Linked DNA regions of Homo sapiens: all the other regions are linked to region 1. The links are chromatin loops, found by intact Hi-C in ENCODE. Cell type or tissue: MCF 10A. All regions are shown on one strand. Links, peaks and the distances in the headings refer to the core of each region. The heading gives the core; the rest is flanking DNA.

Region 1 (10,683 bases), core at 2,684-7,683:
TTTGTTTATCTGTTCATCCATTGATGGACATTTGGGTTACTTCTACCTTTTGGCTATTGTGAATAATGCTGCTATGAACATGGGTGTATAAATATCTCTTCCAGACTCTGGTTTCAATTCTTTTGGATACACACCCAGAAGTGGTATTGCTGAATCACATAGTAATTCTATTTTGATTTTTTTGAGCAACCACCATACTTTTTTTCATAGTGGCTGTACCAGTTTTACATTCCCATCAATAGTAAAGAAGGGTTTCAATTTCCCCTTATCTTTGCCAACACTTGTTTTATCTTTTTGGTTGTGGGAACACAGGGTCTTGCTCTGTTGCCCAGGCTGGAATGCAGTGGTACAAAAATAGCTCACTGTAGCCTCCACCTCCTGGGCTCAAATGATCCTCTTGCCTCAGCCCCCTGAGTAGCTGGGACCACAGGCACGTACCACTATGCCCACTAATTATTTTTTGTAGAGATGGGTTCTCACTATGTTGTCCAGGCTGGTCTCCAACTCTTGCGCTCAAGCACACTTCCTGCCTTAACTTCCCAAATTGCTAGGACAGGTGTGAGCCACTGCACTAGGTCTTTTGTTCTACTCTTTTTTTTTTTTTTTGATAAGAGTTATTCTAATGGATGTAAGGTGGCTTAGGGATTTTTAAAATCAGAGTTACACCCTCCATTTCTGTAATTTTTCCTTGCTAATTAAATAAAGTGGAAAAATTATTTAGCCTAAGAAAGAAAACATAAGAAAACTCAATTTTCTTCGGCATTAGTTTTGGATATTTTCCAAAAACTAACATTTTTTGGGGGGAGAATATAGCCTGAAATTGTTTGGTACTTCTGGTAATTTTTTTTCCATCTTCTGTACATAAAATAATAATGGAAAGATGACAAACTTTCATCAGTGCCAGATAAAACTGGTAGAGGCAACTTTAATTTTCCATTTGCCTTGTAAGTTTTTCTTAATTTTTACAATATCTCATCTTGTACTTACCATGTCACTTTCCAATTCCATCATTTTCTGGTGTAGGGCAGCCTCAGCTCCTTCAATCTGCTGGATCCACTAAGGGGTTAACAAGACAAAAGTGTTTGACATGGCTGCTTGATATGGTGTATATCTGTGTGCCCCCATGAGGTGCTCCGTCTCCTCCCCTTATATCTCAGGAAGAAGACTGAGAACTGAAGCAAAAACAACACCTTTTTTTGCTTGTTTGTTTGTTTTGTTTTTGAAACGGAATCTCGCTCCGTTGCCCAGGCTGGAGTGCAGTGACGTTATCTCGGCTCCTGCAACCTCCGCCTCCTGCTTTCAAGCAATTCTCTGCCTCAGCCTCCCGAGTAGCTGGGATTACAGGCGCCTGCCACCACGCCTGGCTAATTTTTGTATTTTTAGTAGAGACGGGGTTTCACCATCTTGGCCAGGCTGGTCTTGAACTCTTGACCTCATGATCCACCTGCCTCAGCCTCCCAAAGTGCTGTGATTATAGGTGCGAGCCACCGTGCCTGACCCACATTTTTATCTCATAGTTCAGAAACAAGACTACAGTCTTCCTTGTATTCATTCATTCACCCATTCAGCAAATGCATTTATGGATGACTAGCAAGTGTCAGGTGCTGTACCAGGTCCTAGGGCTGCAGTGGTGAACCAGATCAACAAGACTCCTGCCCTTATTGGAGAACACCATAGGAGGCTTTCTTGTGAGTGATAATTGCACTGGGGTCCAAAGAATGGGTGAGAGATGACTGGGAAAAAATGAAGAGGAAGTTCCAAGTGGAAGGGACAACATGTCCAATAGCTCTATTGTTGGAGGAAGCAGGATGAGAGAAAGAAGGCCAGGTACACTGGAGAATTGGGACAACGGTAATTTTTCAGTATATAAAACTGATTACAGCAAAGTGGGGAAGAATTATTTTTGTGAAGTGGAGGTGTTCTAAATCACATAAAAACTTATCTTTCCCAGTACTCAGAATATATGATATTTATGTTAGCATTGATAAACACTCTGAATGCAGACTTTGAATAATGTGACCCTACCATATACAGGTTTTTATAGAACAAATTATTATAATGAATCTCTAGCAAGTTAAATGTCAGCTTATATTTTAGGGAAGCAATTGGGCATAATAATTAAGTGGGTTCTGAAGACAGACTACCTTGGCCGTAATTTCAATTCCAGCTTTTCATGGGTGGGTGGCATGGAAAGGTTACCTGATTTCTCTAAGTCTCAAGTTTCTTGTCTGTCAAATGGGATTAACAATAAGTAAAGATTAAGGAAGTAAAAAACATGAGGCAGTATCCATTGTGTATTGGATGTACTAGTGGTATCTCACTACAAGGTACTATTTATTTATTTATTTATTTATTATTATTTTTTGAGACAAAGTTTCACTCTGTCACCCAGGCTGGAGTGCAATGGCACGATCTTGGCTCACTGCAACCTCCGCCTCCAGGTTCAAGCGATTCTCCAGCCTCAGCCTCCCAAGTAGCTGGGATTATAGGTGCACGCCTCCATGCCTGGCTAAGTTTTTGTATTTTTAGTAGAGACGGGGTTTCACCGTGTTCCCCAGGCTGGTCTTGAACTCCTGAGCTCAGGCAATCCAGCCACCTCGACCTCCCAAAGTGCTAGGATTACAGGCGTGAGCCACTGCGCCCAGCCCCAGATAGTTCTTTCTAGGTTACCTGTGATAAATTATGCAGCACAGCGAGACTTTTATACACAACAGCCTTGATACTTACAAGGGGATACCATGTTCAACCACTCCTTGGCTGTGGGGAACATGGTGAAAGAAAAGAGGCATGCCGAGACTGGAGAGGTGCTAAGTTCTTTGCACATACACATGGTTTCCCCTTGAAACAAATTTCTGTCAATCATGGGTTTTGTGTAAATAGACTCATATTGCAATTGTACCCATCCAAAACCTAAAATCCTTCATCTTGCTTGCTGTCCATTTGTTATCAAGAAACATATTTTTTAAAATCATGTTTTTAAGAGTACTGTGAACTAAAGTCATTATATCATGAGCATTAGATATAGATTTGTGTGTTGGTTGCTGTTCCTTCCTACTTGTGTAATCCAGGACAAGTTACTGAATATCCCAAGCCTCAGTTTCCTCATGTATAAAATAAAAACAATGGTACCCCAATGTACATTATTTGGGCGGTGGATACACTAACAGCCAAGACTTCACCACTACACCATGTATCCATGTAATAAAAGTATACCTGTACTCCGTAAATTTATACAAATTAAAAAATAGTGACAGCTGTAGAATGGTTGTAAGGAACAGTACATAAGTACATAATGTACTTATGGCATTGAGTGCAGTATCCAGCCCCTAATATGTTCTCACTCAAGGTCACTGCCATTATTTTTAATACAAAGTGACAACTGGGTTTGCTTGTTGGAATTTTGTCTAGGCTCAAATTCTGGCTAAAGATCATACTCCCATATAACAGAGTGCTATTCAAATTGGTAGTCTCAAGACATTCATTGTTGTTGTTTAGAATTACTTGGATGTAGAAACTTTTATCTGTGAATCCCACAGACAAGAGATAAATTTAATCTGTGCTTTGCAAAAGTCTGCACAAAAGGCAGCTGAACAGACCATGAGCACTTTAGGGAAGGCTTGTGTCTTGTTCATCTGGTTCCTAGCTTTCTACCACAGTGCTAAGCACAGAGTCATCACCCTGTATTTGTTCAACTGGTCCCTATACCTTTCTTGCAAAAAAAGTAAGCAGAGGCATGGGCTAATTTGCCTCAGCTCCGACAGCCCAGCTCCCATGGGGTCTGCAAAGCCTATTTCCCACAGGAGGAGGAGTTTGGTGCAAGACGTAAGATCATGGGCTTTAGAACCAGACTCCTTGGGTGTGAATCCTGACTCCATCAACTTCAGGCTGTGTGACCTTAGGCAGTTATCTACCTTTTTTGTGCTTCAGATTCCTTGTGTGAAATAAAGGTCACACTAGTACCTAGTCTCCAGCAGTTAGAAAGTGCCTATCTCAAAAGGAGCACTGCGCAAGTCTTGGTTCTGATAAGCACAGTTGTTGGTTCTGATAAGTACAGTTGTACTGCACCCACACAGGGCAGGGAGCAGAAGATATTTCTCCCATCAGTCTCAGTAAATGTGAGACACACAAGGCTGTATTTCCTTTCTTTCACCTCCTCAATCCTCATCTTCCATAGAATCAGCCCATGTTTTGTTTGTAGCCCTAAACCCAGGCGATTTTTTCTTGCAGTAAAGAATTGCAGCCCTTCATGATTCCAGCTGAATAAGGCTCTCTTGCTATCATTGCCAGATGATAGCAGCACTGGAGGCACAGACTGTGTTTTTTTCATCTTTGTGTTGTCACTGAAATGGTGTCTTATGAGCATTCACAAATTCACACCTTTGCTCCTTCAGTTAACATTTATTCATGACTTACTACATGTGCTGGACTAGTGTGAAAAGCTAGGGCAAAAAACAGGGGGTGGGGAGTGGAGAGACACAACTATTTGTCCTCATGGGCCTTAGAGTCTAGTGGTAGTTAGATGGGGCCATATGACAAATGCAAATGGACAGTGTAATGCAATTGTCAAAAGCCATGGGAGCAGTAGCACAGGCCACTGTGGGAACATAGAGCAGGAACACCTAAGGGGGCTTGGATGAACAGGCAGGCCTCCTCATTATGGGGAAGTCTGATGCTCAAGATTTAGCCAGGCAGAGGTAGAAAGGCAAGATGGGACTATCTTCCAGGTAAAAAGATCAGTGTAAAGGACCAAGAGTGGAGAATGGAGAGAGAAAGAGAGAGAGAATGGAGGGAGAGAAGGGAGAGGAGACACTAGAGAAATAGGTAGATAAGACTCAAATCCCAGAGGGTCTGTATGCCAAATTCTAAATTTGGACCTTCTGTTAGAGATAATGAGGCATTTGCTGGGGAGGGATCAGAGAAAGTGATTAGGTCTGTAATTAAACTGTGTAGGAAGTAAGTTTTTTTAAAAGAAAAAATTCCAGCTTTCATTTTATTTCACATGTAAATACTTCAATGTGTATCTCTAACAGATAAAGCCTTTCTGTAAAAAAAAAAAAAAAAAAAAAAAAAACCCACAAGGTTATTGGTACACTTTACAAAATTAACATTAATTACTTTTGTCATCTGATACCCAGTCCACATTAAATTTCTCCAGTTGTCAACAAAATGTCCTTTTTAAAAAACACCTGGTTAAGTGTCTTTTTATTTCATAGCTATAGTTCTTTGTTCTCCCTGTTTTTTATTTCATTCTTTTGTTTGAGTAACTTAACTGTTATTTGGCCCGTAGAATTCCCTCATTTCAGATTGGAGAGAGCTGATTGCTTGCTCTCATTTTATCCAACCATGTGCACATGACTCTCAAGTATTTACTGGTACTTTTTTTTTTTTTTTAAAGGAGATGGAGTCTCACTATGTTGCCTAGGCTGAAGTACAGTGGTTACTCACAGGCATGATCATAGTACACTATAGCCCCAAATTCTTGGGCTCAAGTGAGCCTCCTCCCTCAGCCTCCAAAGTAGCTAGGACTATAGGTACATACCATCCAGCCAGGCTTTATGCATTGATTCATGAGGTACTCTGAATACACCAATTTATCTGGCCATTTACCAGGTTTAGACACAAGGTGGAGCCAGAGCTCAGTCAGTGTTGATTTTCTCCTGACAGTCTCTATGTCGGACTTTCTGAATGAGAAGGCAATGAGCCCCTACTAAGCCACAGGATCAGTTGGGAGCAATGGTAGGTACACACCCCAGGATAAGTCTATGATAAGAGCAATGCTCCAGTTTATCATCGCCCCGCAGAATTCTTCTTTGTGGTTTCCCAGCTTGGTAGGGATTGTGTAAATAATGTAATCTAGAAGGTTTTCTGTTTTTAAAAAATTATATATATTTTTAAGGAACTTCAAAGCAAAAATTAGCCACCCATCCCAAATCAGTGTATAGACTTTTCGTTTGGGTGTTCTCATTCTATCTGGGTTGTACTACCCTTAAAAATAAAATGTGTATTAGGTATTCACACACAGTCATGTGCAGAGGGAATGTCCTTCACACCCTAGTCTGCTCGTTCAGTATTAAGCCAGACACCGAGATGATTTGAAATGTTTGTACGGCTCATTACCTTCTCTGCCAGGGACAGCACAGTGCTGGCCTGAATTATGGCCACTTGTTCTTCATTTCTTAAATTCTGTAAAAAATAAGAAAGGCCGTCAGCTGAACATACTGACATTATTTACCCCAAAGAAAATACTGTCTGACTGACTGCTACAGAGCATTCTGTATAAGCCTGTATAGAAACTTAACAAATTCCTATTCTGTTTAGTAATAATTCTGAACAAAGAGTTAATCAAAACCCGGAAGAAGTATATTAAACGTGATTTTTTAAATATCTCCTTAACACCGATTTGATTTTGTGTCACTGGAGGCATACTTTATTAATAGTCATGTTATGAGAAAAACAGAAACCAAAATGGAATAAAAAACAGTCTCTTCATAGAAGTTTTGATGTAATTTTACTAATTCTGTTCTCTCCTTTGATAATTTTTCAAGGGAAAAACGGTGATTCTTTCAACCTACAAGCACCAATCACATAGTATCACAATAAATGGTCCTCCCACTGAATTAATGTGCCTTGACCCTGTCTGGAAGATGTTTTCGGAAAGAAAATGCATTATAGCCTCCTGGTCCATTTTTATGGCACTGCCAACAACCCTAGTATTTAGCAGCCTTTGCAAATGCGTGACTGATTAATTTCACACTGGATGCCTTTGAGCTAGAGTCAGACAATAATTAGCTTTACTTATTGGAGATGTGGTCGACATTCAAACCTGAAACCTGCCCGCAAAAAGCACTTTACCAGGTCTCATTTCTGCTACTACCTTCCAGAGATCCTTACAACCCCTTAGCCAAGTTGTTTGATAAATTGTATATTCTTCCCAAGGAGCAACATCCTTAAGTGAAATGGCATCTCACTTGCTCTTACTTTACACATGATGCATTGTTAAGTATCTCTTGCCTCTGTTTAGGCAAATTCATATCTATACTAAATCAATTCTTTACTTACCCCATTATCACCCAAGATATCAAGCTGCTTTATGAGATCAGGGATGTTCACATCCTGCAAAATCAAGCAGAAACTCATGTCAAAGACAAATGTGGCCTCCTATTCCATCAGTGCCTGAACATGAAGTTAGAGGAAGACATTTTAGGGCCTGAACTTCCTTGGGATGTTTTCAATCTGGCACACCTAGTTTTAAGTTTCAATTTTGCTTCTTACATGCTGTGTGAACTTGGGTCAGGTACTTAACAGATCATTCTTAATTTTGCTAGTTGCAAAATGGAGATAATAAATTCCTACTTCATAGGCTGAGCTGATCTTCAGGATAAACAGACTGTGTATGAAAGAGTCTAGCATGTAGTAAAAGACTTGGAATATTCTCATTAACTTTCTTCTCATGACTGCCAAATCTTTTTTTTTTCAATTGTGATAGGCTTTCAGGTATAAAAAAGTAATAGGTAATAAATATAAAGAATCAACCAATTTTATTCTAATTAGCAAAATTCTGACCTGATTGAATTTTGACTGCCATGTAGAAAACTATAGTGCAGTACCATTTTTTTAAAGGTGGTTAGCATTAATTTCATCTATCTTATTTTTACCCTGTTCCTTGAGTCAGTTTGAAGCAGCTGAACTCCATTCGAAAGAGTTCATTGGATTAGGTTGTTTGTGATTTATCTGAGAAAAAATGCATCGAAGGAAAAGGCAAAGTAAATTCTTTTCATTTAATTACAGTGAAATCCAAAAATTGCTTTGGTTGACAAATTACCATGCCACCCAGGAAGGCCAGAAGTTTAAACACCAGGACAATGGTTTAAGATGGAAGGCAAGGAAACACAATATTACCACCAAAGTTTTCTCCACTTTTTACCGTATTAGTACTATGTTCTCCTCTTTCTCATGTTCAAACAGCAGTATAGTAGAGCCCTACCACCAGGAAAGGGAAAGTCTAGCTCAATCTCATAAGTACAGAGAAGGCAACTGAAGCAAGTATATTTGGCAGCTCAGAGTGGGAGCAGGAAGGGCCATGCAGAAGGTAAGGAGAGACCAGGAATAGCAGGCAGCATCCCAGCTTTACCCCAGGAACAGATATTCACAATGTGATTTCACTGAAGGACAATATATTTCCCCGGGGGAAGAGCTACCTCAATTCAACTCTAATACTTAAAATATATCCAGTAGCACTAAAAAGATAATTATATTCTATTTAATATGCAACCTGTTATAAACCCTAAGCCCTTCCAAAAGAGGAATCCTCCCTAAATTAAACACATCAAAAGAGATGTTGGACTAGATGACTTCAAACCTTTTCTAACTCTGCAATTCCATAATTATGAATTCCATAGCACCTAGAATGGCTCAACAAAGGGACTCAAACTTTTCTATCTGGCAGACTTGAAATATATTTCTTGAAGTATTAAATCGAATTCACATTTCTCCCAGGTAATTAAGGCTAATTTTGATGCAGCGTCTTTCTTCATATGACTCTGTTCTAAATAATCATGGATGCCTCTGTTTCTTCTGTTATCATTTGTATATCTGTCACACATTAAAAAACATTCTGTTAATTTTCTAGTAGAAGTGACTATTTTCAATTCCTACATAGTTTGTATCAAAATGATGACATCCAGTGACTGAAAGACAAAATAGTCGTAAGTAACCTCCCCTTTTCCAATTCCCAGTTTTTCTAATTTCTACAAACATAAAAAATGAAATATCTGCCTACCTTAACACCTTCTTTCATACAGTAGATCTGTAGAGCACTCACACCATCTGAGAATGGGTGAATTTGGAGATTAAATGGAGGGGATCGTCTCTCTCTCTCCTTGAAACACAGTGAAGAATATATGGAAATTAAAAACAAAACTGATTAATTAAACACTAAACCAGTGGTCTCTTTATGCTATTTCAGCAGTTTATTACTGTCATTTGGCAAAAAGAAAAAAATTCAATCTCAAGATGTTCATGATTAAATGTGACGGAAAAAGCTGACTAGTCAACTAAGAGATTGAGAAGAAGAATTTATAGATGGTGTCATCCATTCTTCCAAATTTTTTGATCAGGGAAATGCAGGAAGTGGAGCTCCAGTTTAAACTGTATGAATATTTAGAGCTTTCAAATATCTCAGCGTGGTCTTGCCATGAAGTTTTATGGCCGCTAACAGCCTTTTGCATATTCAATCTATTCAAGCATTATGAGAAAGATATGTGGGCTACAAAAGAATGACTCTTCTTCACTGAAGCCTACTAACACCTAACTTTTTATCCAGACCTAATTCAAAATAGCCTAAAGAAGAACTAACTGGCAAAATAACAGAAATCAAATGGGAATTTTTCTTATACTTTATATATCAACATACACTGAACCAGATCCTAAGTCAGATTCTGCAGGATACAATCAAAATCTGATGTTTCCATGTTTTACTTGCAAAATAAAAAACAAACACCTGAAATTTGGTCAGATTAATCAAGGTATTTTCTAAGACAAGTTACCTTGCTTCTTAGTCTTTTTTTTCATAAATGCATTAGGGACTAAAACGTTTACTTATAAATTCACATTTACCTAAAAAATATTTTTTATATAGCACATTTTGAAATATAAGTATTGAAGTAACATGTTTTAATGAGTCAAAATTTAATTAAGGATGGACATGAGTATTTAAAAACAACGAATGTTGAGGATGGTTGAAATCTATTATTTAACTTATTTAAAAATTATTTATTAGTCTTGCTCATAAAAGATAGTAATGTTGAAAAGCACAGTATCTAAGTAGACAGTTTTGAGTTGCATCAGAGCTTTACCACTTACTAGTCACAGGACTTAGGCAAGTTAGTTAATCTCAGTTGCCTCCACTATATAATTTTGAGGGTGATTGTGAGGTCCAAATGAGAGTATGAATCTGAAATGCTTAATACAGCGCCTAGCTCCTCAATGTGCTCTGTGCATGTTAATCATTACGATTATTTTTATTATTATCATCATCATTTCCTTACTTCTAGCTCTAGGTTTCGAAACTCCAGCAGCTCATTCTGGTCTCTGGCGTCCTGTAGTTCTTGTTGTAACCGGTGATTTTCTGCCTCCTGTTTTTCTATCTAATAAAGTAAATCCTGAAGTTAGGTAAGCATTGAGAAAAGCACCTACAACTTTGCAAAGCATGAATAGTGTTCAGTTTACTCAGTGAATAAGTCTTCCAGACCATGAAAAAAAATCCCCAAATAGATGTGAATAAAATAAGTATTTGGCTTTGGCTTTCCTTCTAGTTATCCTTCGGTTGAGTTTTTTGAGTCACAGAGAAAAATGCCAGAAGACATCTCTGTTCCTTGGAATTAAAATCTAGGAATTCTGTGAATAGTGAATCTGAGAATACTCACTTTGCCCTTGTGATGGGTCAGAGACAGTCTACTAGAACCAAATTTAATGGTATACATAAGAGGGACTGATACTTCTCATTTCTCGAGTTATATTTGTTACAGAAATTTTTTTTAACAGCTATCATCATACACAAAACTTTGCTGAATTTCAATTACTACAGAAGAAACCAGCTCTTTAACACTGAATTCAAAAACCTTAATAATCTGATTACCACCTAGCTTTCCAGTTTTAAATATTATCACTGTCATCTCTGCACAA
Region 2 (5,114 bases), core at 1-5,000, 490 kb after region 1:
AGACTCAGCTGTACTCGGGAGAGTGATCCTGTACGTGATGCTGATGGCAAATCGTACAACAATCAGTGTACCATGTGTAAAGCAAAATTGTAAGTATTTCTCTCAACAGGCATGTCTAAAATATAGTCACATTCCTCTTGAATGAATGGCTATTTCTCATTTGCTATGGCTCCTTCCATGCAAATTATTCTTTTTGCTAATTTCCAAATATTCTATTTTTTTCTCTTGCGTTCTCTAAGGAACAATGAGCCTTAGCAAGGGCAGCTAACCAAGTGGCTGATTTCTATTGTATTTTCTATTACAATTCTGTGAACTCTAAGTGCTATCATGATAGACCCTTGTTCTTTATTGTGCCAGAATCCTAGGAAGACTTTGTCACGGCCATTTGGAATCATTGACCAGCACAGTTGAAGAAAGCTGACTTCTTGTCATTTGCACGGGACACACTTAGTGCATAATCCAGGGTCAATATTTGTTAACAAGATGAATATTCACTTTTTTCTCCTCCAGGGAAAGAGAAGCAGAGAGAAAAAATGAGTATTCTCGCTCCAGATCAAATGGGACTGGATCAGAATCAGGGAAGGTGAGTTATTTTTTGGGTTTTGGCAAGAATCGTCTTTCTGTGAGTCAGCAGTTGGCGATCAAAACTATAGAAGAAGGTGTCAACATGATCAAGCTAGAGCTTGCCCTTAGAAGGTCAGGAGTTACCAAGTTATCAGTGACTCTCACTGATAACTTGTTCAGTGAAGAAACCTAATGCCAAGTGGACATCTTTAAGTCTGACACTTTACAAGGCATTTTTATAAATTACAGTTTATTTAATTATTTCAACAGCCTGGTCAAATTTGGCCTTTTAACCTTATTTCGTAGATAGGGAAAATGAGGTTTTGCAAGTATACTGGGATTTATTTTTGTTTTTGCATTATTTTGCTGCTAGTGTAAGTTACTATAAGCAGATGCGTAAAATAACACACATTTATTATCTTATATTTCTGGATTCCATAAGTTTTAAATGGTCTGATTGTGATAAAACCAAGATGTTGGTAATGCCGCATTCCTTTGTGGAGGCTCTAGGTGAGGATCTGTTTCTTTGCTTTCTCTAACTTCTAGAAGCTACCTGTATTCCTTGGCTTGTGGCCACCCTTAAGCCAGTGATGGCCAGTCAAGTCCTTCTTATGCTTTATCATTCTCACACTGACTGTCCTGCCGCTGCCTCTCTCTTTAATGAGTAAGAACCTTTGTGATTACATGGGCCCCACTTGGATAATCCAGGGTAACTTCCCCATTTTAAATTCAACTGATTAGCAATCTTAATTCCATATTCAACCATAATTCCTCCTTGCCACGTAAAGCAACATATTTGGAGGTTCCAGGAATTAGAACATAGACGTCTCTCTCTGTGGGACATTATTTTGCCTATCACAGCAAGGTTACATGGCTGCCTGACTCTTGGAAAGAAATCCTCTGATTCTCAAATCCAATCAAATATTATGTAAAAACAGCACTTCCAATATAATCTTCCCATCTTTTCAGGATACATGTGATGAGTTTAGAAGCCAAATGAAAAATGGAAAACTCATCTGCACTCGAGAAAGTGACCCTGTCCGGGGTCCAGATGGCAAGACACATGGCAATAAGTGTACTATGTGTAAGGAAAAACTGTGAGTATGTTTCAAAATGAGCTTTTGACTGTGAGTCTTAAAGTACAATAATCATTTCTTACCAGTTTGGGAAAATGACAATTGTTTTAGAAGCAGATCTGGTAATTAATGAGGCGTTTGTTCACTTTGATTGAAATGTTTCATTGTTTTCCCCCCAGGGAAAGGGAAGCAGCTGAAAAAAAAAAGAAAGAGGATGAAGACAGGAGCAATACAGGAGAAAGGAGCAATACAGGAGAAAGGAGCAATGACAAAGAGGTAATAGATGTTAGACACGCTAATACCTGAATTCAGTTAGTTCATTGTATGGTATATTTATTCAACAAATATTTGTGAAATGCTGACTCTGTCCCAATCATTGGTGATATAACGGTAAACAATGAAGTCATGGCCAGATCTTGAAAATAAATAGCATGCTCTTCAGTTCCCCAGGAGTGACTCTGATGCAATTGTAGAACCAGTGACAACTGTCAAATTATTGTAGTTAGCCAGTGAATTTCATTTTTGAATTTTTTCTTTCCTTTGAGACAGGGTCTTGCTGTTGCTCAGGATGGTCTCGAACTCCTGAGCTCAAGCAATTTGCCGGAGCTCAAGTCTCAGCCTCCCAAAGTGCTGGGATTACATGAGCCATCGCACTCTGCTGTTTCTGAATTTTTTAAACAAATAAATATCAAGCAATCAGATGCCAAAAATTACAAAGAAAATCAGTATCAAAAATTTGGAGTTTGAGGCCAGGCACGGTGGCTCAGGCCTATAATCCCAGCACTTTGAGAAGCTGAGGCGGGCAGATCACGAGGTCAGGAAATCGAGACCATCCTGGCTAGCACGGTGAAACCCCGTCTCTACTAAAAGTACAAAAAAATTAGCCGGGCACGATGGCGGGCGCCTATAGTCCCAGCTACTTAGGAGGCTGAGGCAGGAGAATGGCGTGAACCTGGGAGGCGAGCTTGCAGTGAGCTGAGATAGCGCCACTGCACACCAGCCTGGGCGACAGAGCAAGACTCTGTCTCAAAAAAAAAAAAAAAAAAAAAAAAGGAAAAGAAAAAGAAGAAAAGTTGGAGTTTGAGATAATAAATTCTTGATCTGGCATTTCATTGCCACCTAGTGTTCAGTTTTGGTCCTTATAAATAGTATTCAACACTACAACACCAACACGTAGAATATTACACAGCACAATCTTTTAATGCACCGACGGACTCCAATTAGAAAAGATAAATAGCGAAATTTCCCTGGGAAGATTTTTCCTATTAGTAGGGCAACTTTTCATTAAGCCTGTAGTGGCTAAAGAAAATGAAACCTTATTAGTAATTATCATTATTTAAAAATATTTTGGGAATATCTGTTGTGTGTTACGGTAGATGAAATGGCTTTGAGAAAATAACCTTATTGCACAACTTCACATGATCTCTAAAGGACATCTATTTAAAATCTTGGTAAATTTTTAATTTTATGATCCTTATTTAAAAAATTTTGAACAGAAAAATGCTATATATATTTATATATAGAAAATACTGAGTAAAAAAAAAATAAAGAAAATATGGAGGCAGGGTGTGGTAACTCACTCTTTTAATCCCAGTGTTTTGGGAGACCAGAGCAAGAGAATTGCTTGAGCCCAGGAGTTCAAAACCAGCCTGGGCAACATAGTGAGACCCTGTCTCTACAAAATAATAATAATTAAAAAAAAAATAGCCAGGCATGATGGTGCACACCTGTAACTCTAGCTACTTGGGAGGTTAAGGTGAGAGGATCACTTGAGCCCATGAATTCAAGGCAGCAGTGAGCTATGATAGCATTATTGCACTCCAGCCTGGGCAACAGAGTAAGAACTTGTCTTAAAAAAAAAATAAAAATATTGAGATTGTGTGTGAGTGTGTGTGTGTGTGTGTGTGTGTCAAATAGAGAACTACCGTTTTATCTACACATGCAACGTTAAATAAGGTTTACCAATAATTATATTTAAACCTCCCCAAAATCTATTCAGTGGTGATATTGTTCCAATTTTTTAGAATTCAGGAAAACTTAAGAGAAGTGAACTACACATAATTAATGAATAGAAGAGCCAAAGACTGAATTGGAGGGTTGCAATACAGTCAGAGGAGTGCTATTATAAAAATATGTGGTATTGTGAGCACCTGGAAAAGAAAATACTTCCAGTAATTTGTGAAAATGGTGGTTGTGAGACATTTAATATGTTGATAGGTATTTAATTCCAGAGAATTTTTTAAAATGCTGCAATTAAAAGTAAGGCCTGGAATTGTTTGTTTACGGACATCACAATTTAAAGAAAGAAGGGTAAGTACAATCTAGGTTACTGTGTTATTTTTTAAGGTAATGTTTCCATATCACCACTTTGGCTCTTTGGGCTTACAGGAAGTTCCAGAGACTTCTGTAGCTCTCTGAAGATTTTAGTACATTCTAGATCCTATCTGTAGACTCGGTTCTATTGGCTTCTTTTTATGATCATTATGTTTCAATGAACACAAAAGGCAGCTCCATATACTTATCCACACATAGGAGTTTTATTCTCTGACTTGTAAAAGCAAATAAGTAAAAAGGTATAACCTGGTGGTTAGCAGGTTTCTGATCACAAATTCAACACTGACTTTATTTAATAGCTCTGAGATTTATTTTTCTCATCTGTAGAATGGGGATGATGCGTATTTATCTTATAAGATTTTTACAACCACTAAAGGAAATCTATTAAACCACACGATAAAGCACCTCGCACAATAATTTTTTTTTTTTTTTTTTTGGTAAATTGTGGTTGAGAAATGAAGCTGAAAGTTTACGTGTTTTTATGTTTTGCCAGAAGAGTGTCGTTTAGTTCATTCCAGGGCTTTTGAAGTAGACTTATGTGTGGAATACTGAGTGCACTCATAGGGAGACAGGTTTGGGGCTCTGCCTCATAGAAAATGGTATTAAAATGAGATGGGACAGGGCACTGGGGGCTCATGCCTGTAATCTCAGTGCTTTGGGAGGCCAATGCGAGAGGATCACTTGAGGCCAAGAGTTTAAGATCAGCCCAGGCAACACAGAGAGACTCCCGTCTCTACAAAAAATTTTAAAATATTAGCCAGGCATGGTGGCACATGCCTGTAGTTCTAGCTACTTAGCAGACTGAGGTGGGAGTGTTGCTTGAGCCCAGGAGTTGGAGGCTGCAATGAGCTATGATTGCACCACTGCACTCCAGGCTGGACAACAGAACAAGATTATATATATATAACAAGATTATATTATATACATAACAAGATTATATATATATATAGATAGATATAATATATTATATATATAGATATATATTATCTATCTATCTATATATATAATCTTGTTATATATATGTAATCTTGTTCTGTTGTCCAGCCTGGAGTGCAGTGGTGCAATATATGTGTATATATATATATATATATATATATATATAATCTTGCTTGCAATATATATATATATAGTTTTTAAAGG
Region 3 (7,216 bases), core at 1-5,000, 480 kb after region 1:
AAGAGCAAAGGCTAAAAGAGAAGCTGCAAAGGTAATATTCTCAGGAATGCTGATGCTGTGCCCTGACATTTTTCATTTCTTTATAATTCTTTACTTATCCTATTAGAATAAATGTTTTCTGTTTAATTTTCATGCCTGAAATAAATGAAGAACATTTTTAACCTGAACAAAAAGGGTCCTGATAAGAAGTGTCCAGAGTACCAATTTTATTTCACAATTATTCAAATTTTGAGGTTTATTTCATAAAAAGTGGAATGTTAACTTTTTGTAAGGAATTTTCCCCATATTTGGCTTTTATTAGATTTCTGTTGTTAGAGTATTAACTTATGCCATTTACTAATTTCAATTTACATTATTCATATCTCTGTTATTTCAAATAGAGAGTATAAGATCTCAATCATTCCAATTTACAAAACGAAAGCACATATATTATCATATTTGAGCTTTGTCACCACCCAGCTATGGAGCAAGTGGTGGTTTTCTTGCACCCAATTAAGATTATTAAGTTGGGCCTCTGACTTTCCAGTTATTTTTATTCCACTCTCCATGCTTTTATAATTTTATACATAGCAGAGTCAAATTTATCTGTGTGGAGATGTTGAATTATTCTCATATAATAGCTACATACAAGATTTATCTTTCTTTCTTTTTTTCTGTTTTTTTTGAGATGGAGTCTCGCTCTGTTGCCCAGGCTAGAGTGCAGTGGCGCAGATCTGGGCTCACTGTAACCTCTGCCGCCCGGGTTCAAGTGATTCTCCTGCCTCAGCCTCTCTAATAGCTGGGATTACAGGCACGTGCCACAATGCCCAGCTAATTTTTTTTTTTTTTTTTTTTAGTAGAAATGGGGTTTCACCATGTTGACCAGGCTGGTCTCAAACTCCTGACCTCAAGTGATTCACTCACCTTGGCCTCCCAAAGTCCTGGGATTACAGGTGTGAGCCACTGCACCCGGCCTGTTTATTCTATTTCTTAACAATAGCCACAACAGTACAAACCTCATCATTACTTGGGGAAAAGTTGACACAGTTTAAAATTTGCCTTCTTACTGACTCTTTTTTTTTTAAATAAGTGTTTCTACTAGGTGAAACTATCTTTTCATTGATCATTTAGAATTGAAAATGTGTTTTCATCCATTATGTTTGATCAGCTGCCAAATCCTCTTAGATATTTCCAGTGGTATTAACATATTCCTCCTTCTCTCCACTCCTATTCTTACCCTCTTGCTTCAAATCCACATCTCCCATTCCTGGTTTTTAATTTTTTTAAATCAATTTACTCCCAGAAATATGTTAGTTTCTCCAGGGATCAGACTTATTCTCTTCTCTATGTATAAAGATATGTCTTTTTAAATTTATTTATTTATTTATTTTTGAGTCAGGTCTTACTTTGTTGCCCAGGCTGTAGTGTAGTGGTGCGATCAAAGCTCACTACAACTTCGAACTCCTGGGCTCAAGTGATCCTCCCACCTAAGCCTCCCAAGTAGCTGGGACTACAGGCACACACCACCATGCCTGGCAATTTATTTTATTTTTTTATTTTGAATTTTTCTGTAGACACAGAGTTTTGCTATTGTGTCCAGGCTTGTCTTGAACTCCTGGGCTCAAGCACTCTTGCAGTGGCCTCCTAAAGTGTTGGAATTACAGGTGTGAGCCACCATACTTGGACAAAATATATATTTATTTCTTAGGTTAAGCATGTTTTTTCTCTTCTTTCTCAGACCCCTAAAGACAAATCACAGGTAAGCAATATTCTCATTTCCTCCAGGAAGGCTTCTCATCTAAGCCTGCCTATGGAATCTTCCCACCTCTGATCTTTCCTAGCTTTTACAGACCATGCTATGCAACACAACACACACGTATGTTTTTGATGATAAATATTTTCAGATCTGCTATAATGATGGGACAATTCTGATTGATGACGGAAGCTTTGTAAATACTTACTGATTTACTACTATGTGTTATCACTTTTGTTTTTACTTTTTACTCTACGTTACATATTCCTCATAATAGGAAAAGATGCAGGAAGGATAGAAAACTACTCTGAGAAAATATTTTCTTCATTTCCCAGGAAATCTGCAGTGAATTTCGGGACCAAGTGAGGAATGGAACACTTATATGCACCAGGGAGCATAATCCTGTCCGTGGCCCAGATGGCAAAATGCATGGAAACAAGTGTGCCATGTGTGCCAGTGTGTTGTGAGTGTCCACCCCATCTCTCCCACTGAATTTCTTCATCCATGATCGCCCCTGAGTCTCAGATCCTTCATGCATGTGTAGAGTATAGACCGTGAGTTATATATTAGAAAGGTTTACAAGCAGATGGATAAGACATTAAGTAATATTGAATCATATAGTGACAATACTATTATTTATTCAATTATCCTTCTATTTTCCAATTAAGTCAAGGGAAAAAGCTCAATTTAATGGTTTTTTTTTAACACTTGATAATCTTCATTTGTGAAAAAGAGAGAGCAGAAATTTCATGATTTGGATTGGATGATCTTTTTGATGTCTTTCCCACTCCTGACATTTTATGATTTGTTAGTCTATTCAGATAGGAGCTAAGGAGAAGCCAGCTGGATGGAGGTCTGTGGGGTCAGTACATAAAGACTATTAAAATAGCCTGAACAATAAATGGAATAGGAAGGATTGTTATTTATCCTTTCAAGGACATTACTATATAATGCAAACATTCATAAGTGGTTTAGTGTGGAGTAAAACCTTTAGGAAACAGGCTCATACCCTAAATGTTTACTAAAATGTCTCCTTGTTAAGCCAGGTTCATGGCCTTCTAAGGTCTTTGTTTTGCTGAGTGGTGTAGGTAAGCCTGTGACTACAGCTCCATCGTGTGGGACAATATAGAGGTTAATTATTATCACTTCTAATTCTCCTTTTTAGGCTCTTAATCTGCTCCTGAACTTAACCCTAAAATAAATGCCGAGAAAAACGCTTATTTAAATAATACCTGCTGAGGTGCAAAGTTAATGTCTCCTAACTTTCACATGTCTTGATCCAACCTTAAGTGGATGCATACAATTCCCTAAAAGGAGAGGTTGACAGAGTAGAGCACTAGAAGAAAAGTGGCCTGAAATTCAAGAAGCCAGGGTTTTTCTCTCACCCGTTCAATTTGCTGGTGTTGTGGTAATGACTAAATGTAGTAAATGCTAAGGATTTTCCAGCATTAACATGCTATATGTCAGTAGAAAATGGCAAGAATACCAGAATATTAGGCTTGTGTTCAACCCCCAAAGATTAGCAGTTGAATCTAACTGGACTTAAATCACTACTGCAATCTAAACCTTGAATTTCAACTTCAATATTAGCTCCATTGAAATAATATTTAAAATTTTTAGTTTAAAGTAAAACATGGTTTATTATGATTTTGAGCCCATCATCTGACTTAGCATCACCCTTTGCCTTTATCACGGATATGGTAGTTACTTGGAGAGGAAAGGTTTAAGCAGTGAAATAAAATCAAGACAATTGTAGCTTTATTCGGAATGTTAATTAAAATTAGCGACGTACAAAAAATAAGATCACCTGAGGGCCACAGACTGATAAAGATGCATGCTTGTTTTGTAATTATTCTTCTTTAGAGGGGGAATGTAAACAGCTAAGTTTATCTGTACTATTGGTTAAAGCAAAAGCACCTCTCAGACTAGATAAATTTGTATTGAAGACTGAATCTGACTGTTGGTTTGGAAGATCCTCATTCCTTTTAAAAATGTACTACCAAAAAGAGTAGGGAATCATATTCAGCCTATATCTTCTTTTTCTATTACAGCAAACTTGAAGAAGAAGAGAAGAAAAATGATAAAGAAGAAAAAGGGAAAGTCGAGGCTGAAAAAGTTAAGAGAGAAGCAGTTCAGGTAGTTGTTTGAGATCATCAGAGCCACATAAATATTCAACGATCACTCTCCCTAGGGAGGGCTCCTATTCCCTCCTCCTCATTCCAGTATTCTTAGTTTCTTTGCAAACTGGGAAAATGTGTTTGGATCCCCATATACAAGAGTACTCCCCTTTCCTTATTCAATTTATTCACATTAAATCTATTAATTGCTCGTGCAGGAGAGAGATCAATCACCATTTTCTCCCCTGATTGTGTCAATTATATTACCTAAGAAAGAAGTATATATAGATTGTTATCTTACTGTCTGAATGCAGACTAATAGAGACAGATGTTCAGATTTTTCTCAAGTACATTTTTGAATATGAATATTTACCTTAAAAACAGCAACAACTAGGGATCCCACTTAATTATCTGTGAGATTTTGAGGAGATAAAAGCATCTCTGAGTCTTGAGTTTGCATTCTTTAACATCTCACATGATGGTGATAACAATGATAATTGTACATTCGTTGCTACTGTATGCATCATGGCATAAAGTTTTATGACTGATATTTGTAGTAGCCATTGAAGGGACATATTATTATCTGTGTTTTATAGAAGAGGACTTGGAAGCTGACATAAGAAGTTAAGAAATATATTTAATTAGTTACATATAATACAATTATATACTGATATATTATTTACTATATATTAACATAAATATTATATGATACAAATAATATCATATATAATTATAATTATATGTAGTTAGTAACTTGAGAACCAAGAATTGAACCAAAAGTTCTGGCTTTAAGGCCCATGATGCACTTTAGATTTTACACGCTTCTGCCATTTGTATTATTCCTGCAGACTATGCCTTAGGTCCTCATTATTCTTTTCTTTTGTCCTTCTGTGATTTAGAAGAGCTCATTTCTACTGCTCTTACCTTTGCTCTCTACAATCTACTCTCAACTCTTAAGCCAAAGTAATTATTTAAAACCATAAGGCAGGTCGTGCTACCCAGTGGCTTCTCACCTCACTCAAAGTAAAAATCAAGGTCCTTGTAGTGTCTGGAAGTGCCATACATGGTCTGATCCCTGCCACTTTTCATAGGTCACATTTCCTATTATTCTACATTGTTCTCCATGCACCAATTATACTGGCCACCTTTTGGTTTCTGGGACATCCCAAGCATTGATTCATGGCTTTCTATCACGTGGTCACAAAAACAATGTGGTTAAAAAACTGGACTCTAGGCTCAGACTGTCAGGGTTCAAATCCTTGCTTCATTTCCCTACCAGTAAGGTCCTACAGTTAACATCTTCATATATTAGCTTTCTCACTTATAAGATAAGGACATTATTATTACGTATATTATTTTTATGAAGTCCCAAGAAACTTATTAATGTATAACAGCACAGTGTCACACATATCTTAAGTAGTCACTCTTTAATATTATATTTATTGCTGTTAATGTCATTATTGGTCTAATCTCATTGTCCAGTGGGGTGTTCCATACTGGAGAGTTCACCAATTCTTCAACATACAATGAACTTTACCTTCTATATGCCATTACTCACAGTCAGAATATCCCTCTTGTCTACCAAAATTCTGGCCACTTTTCATGGCTCAGACTGTGTGTTAACTGCTCCCTAAATATTTTCCCATGTGTGCAATATACTTAATAACTCTATCACTTGTTATGCCAACAATTTAAAAAGTATTTTAGTTATATTATTCATTGTATTATAACTTATAGTTGCCTCTATGTGTTTTCTTCAAAGAAATTAAAAACTCTGTGCTAGTTTTCTATGGTTGCGATAACAAATTAGCACACTTTAGTGGCTTAAAACAACATAAACTTCTCATTGTTCAACTCCCACTTATGAGAACACATGGACACAGGGAGGGGAACATCACACACCGGGGCCTGTTTGGGGACTGGGGGAAAGGGGAGGGAGAGCATGCAAATATCTAATATTAGCCCCCTCATGCAAATATCTAATGCATGCAAATATCTAATATTATTAGCCCCCTCATGCAAATATCTAATGCATGAGGGGGCTAAAAACCTAGGTGACGGGTTGATAGGTGCAGCAAACCACCATGGCACATGTATACCTATGTAACAAACCTGCATGCTCTGAACATGTATCCCAGAACTTAAAGTAAAATAAAACAAAATAAAATAAAATAAAAAACAATGAAAACAACAACAATAACATAAACTTCTTATCTTATTTCATAGGTTAGAAGGCTAAAAAGGATCTCACTGGGCTAAAATCAAAGGGTTGGCAGAGCTGTATTCCTTTTCTGGAGTTTGCAGGCGACAATCCATCTCTTTTTCTCCAAATCTAGAGGCCGTCCATGTTCCTTGGTTCTTGGACCCCCCTTCTCTGTCTACAAAGCCAGCAATGTTATATCTCTCTGACTGTTCTTCTGTGGTTACATCTCCCTCTCACTCTGTCTTCCATCTCGCTCTTGCAGTTTTAAGGACTGATCCTTGTGATTGAGCCTTACACTGAGCCCATTATGGCAATACAGGATAATCTCTTCATTTCAAGGTTATTAACTTAATTATATCTGAAAAGCCCTTTTTGCCATGTAAGGCAGCATATTCTCAGGTCTCAAGTATTAAGACTTAGACGTATTTGGTGGAACGGTATTATTCTGTATACCACAGATTCCTTTACCAATTTAAGAGGCCATACATTTTTCTTCTCTGTATCTTTCACAGTGCCTAGTGCAGAATAATATTTGACCTGAAGGTTTTCTAATGAGATAAATAACAGCAATCCATGTTCCAAATGTGTGACCTAGTTCTCTGAAAAGCATTTTGGTTACTATCAACCTTCAGCATCACCTTTTCCATGCAATCATTATGTTTTAGTTTTTAAAGCAGTATTGTGGAGGAAGATTTCTAGTGTTTAGTTATTGGACTCTTAAAACCTGCTTCTGCTTCATTTGGCAGGAGCTGTGCAGTGAATATCGTCATTATGTGAGGAATGGACGACTCCCCTGTACCAGAGAGAATGATCCTATTGAGGGTCTAGATGGGAAAATCCACGGCAACACCTGCTCCATGTGTGAAGCCTTCTTGTGAGTGGGCGGCAGCCACTGCTGCTACTGAGTGTGGGAGAAGATCAGCATCGGGTGGGCAAGAGGGGTGACATTGGAAGTTTTCTCCAGGAGATAGATAATAAAGGCTGTCTTTGCACTGAGTTTGGAAATTTACTATTATAAAGCCATATATTCAGCCCATTTATTTCTGGTGTTCTTCAATAGTCTGAGAGGTACTTGAATCACCATCAAGAAAGGACCATGTGCTAAGAGCAAAATTACACTGGAGTTAATGGCATAAAAGGATTAGGACTTCTGTTCTCTGCAAG

The links. A loop is a pair of places that touch in the nucleus more often than their neighbours do. Peaks named below come from ENCODE experiments on the same cell type or tissue, not always from the same donor. Only the 100,000 strongest peaks of a DNase experiment are listed, where the experiment ranks them.
Region 2: it touches region 1 in a loop (6-fold over the local background); 2 of 110 quality-filtered maps call a loop at or near these places.
Region 3: it touches region 1 in a loop (3-fold over the local background); 2 of 110 quality-filtered maps call a loop at or near these places.

What each region holds. Positions count from the first base shown.
Region 1 is chr5:147,622,634-147,633,316 of GRCh38, forward strand. It overlaps JAKMIP2 (janus kinase and microtubule interacting protein 2), which reads right to left. Exons shown (of 22, transcript NM_001270941.2): 13 at 10,047-10,145; 14 at 8,780-8,878; 15 at 7,060-7,113; 16 at 6,118-6,183; 17 at 988-1,056. The region is part of intron 3 of JAKMIP2-AS1 (JAKMIP2 antisense RNA 1); the gene reads left to right. Among named protein-coding and RNA genes, the nearest start is that of JAKMIP2-AS1, 68 kb to the left of the region's middle. In MCF 10A, for the core only: a CTCF peak has its summit at 5,616 (motif pointing right); a DNase peak (open chromatin) is centred at 5,628.
Region 2 is chr5:148,118,476-148,123,589 of GRCh38, forward strand. It overlaps SPINK5 (serine peptidase inhibitor Kazal type 5), which reads left to right. Exons shown (of 33, transcript NM_006846.4): 23 at 1-89; 24 at 511-583; 25 at 1,534-1,661; 26 at 1,820-1,916. Among named protein-coding and RNA genes, the nearest start is that of SPINK14, 48 kb to the right of the region's middle. In MCF 10A, for the core only: a CTCF peak has its summit at 2,783 (motif pointing left); no DNase peak of the experiment used is centred there.
Region 3 is chr5:148,104,970-148,112,185 of GRCh38, forward strand. SPINK5 (serine peptidase inhibitor Kazal type 5) reads left to right here. Exons shown (of 33, transcript NM_006846.4): 16 at 1-31; 17 at 2,068-2,195; 18 at 3,784-3,868; 19 at 6,799-6,926. Among named protein-coding and RNA genes, the nearest start is that of SPINK5, 45 kb to the left of the region's middle. In MCF 10A, for the core only: a CTCF peak has its summit at 2,814; a DNase peak (open chromatin) is centred at 2,832.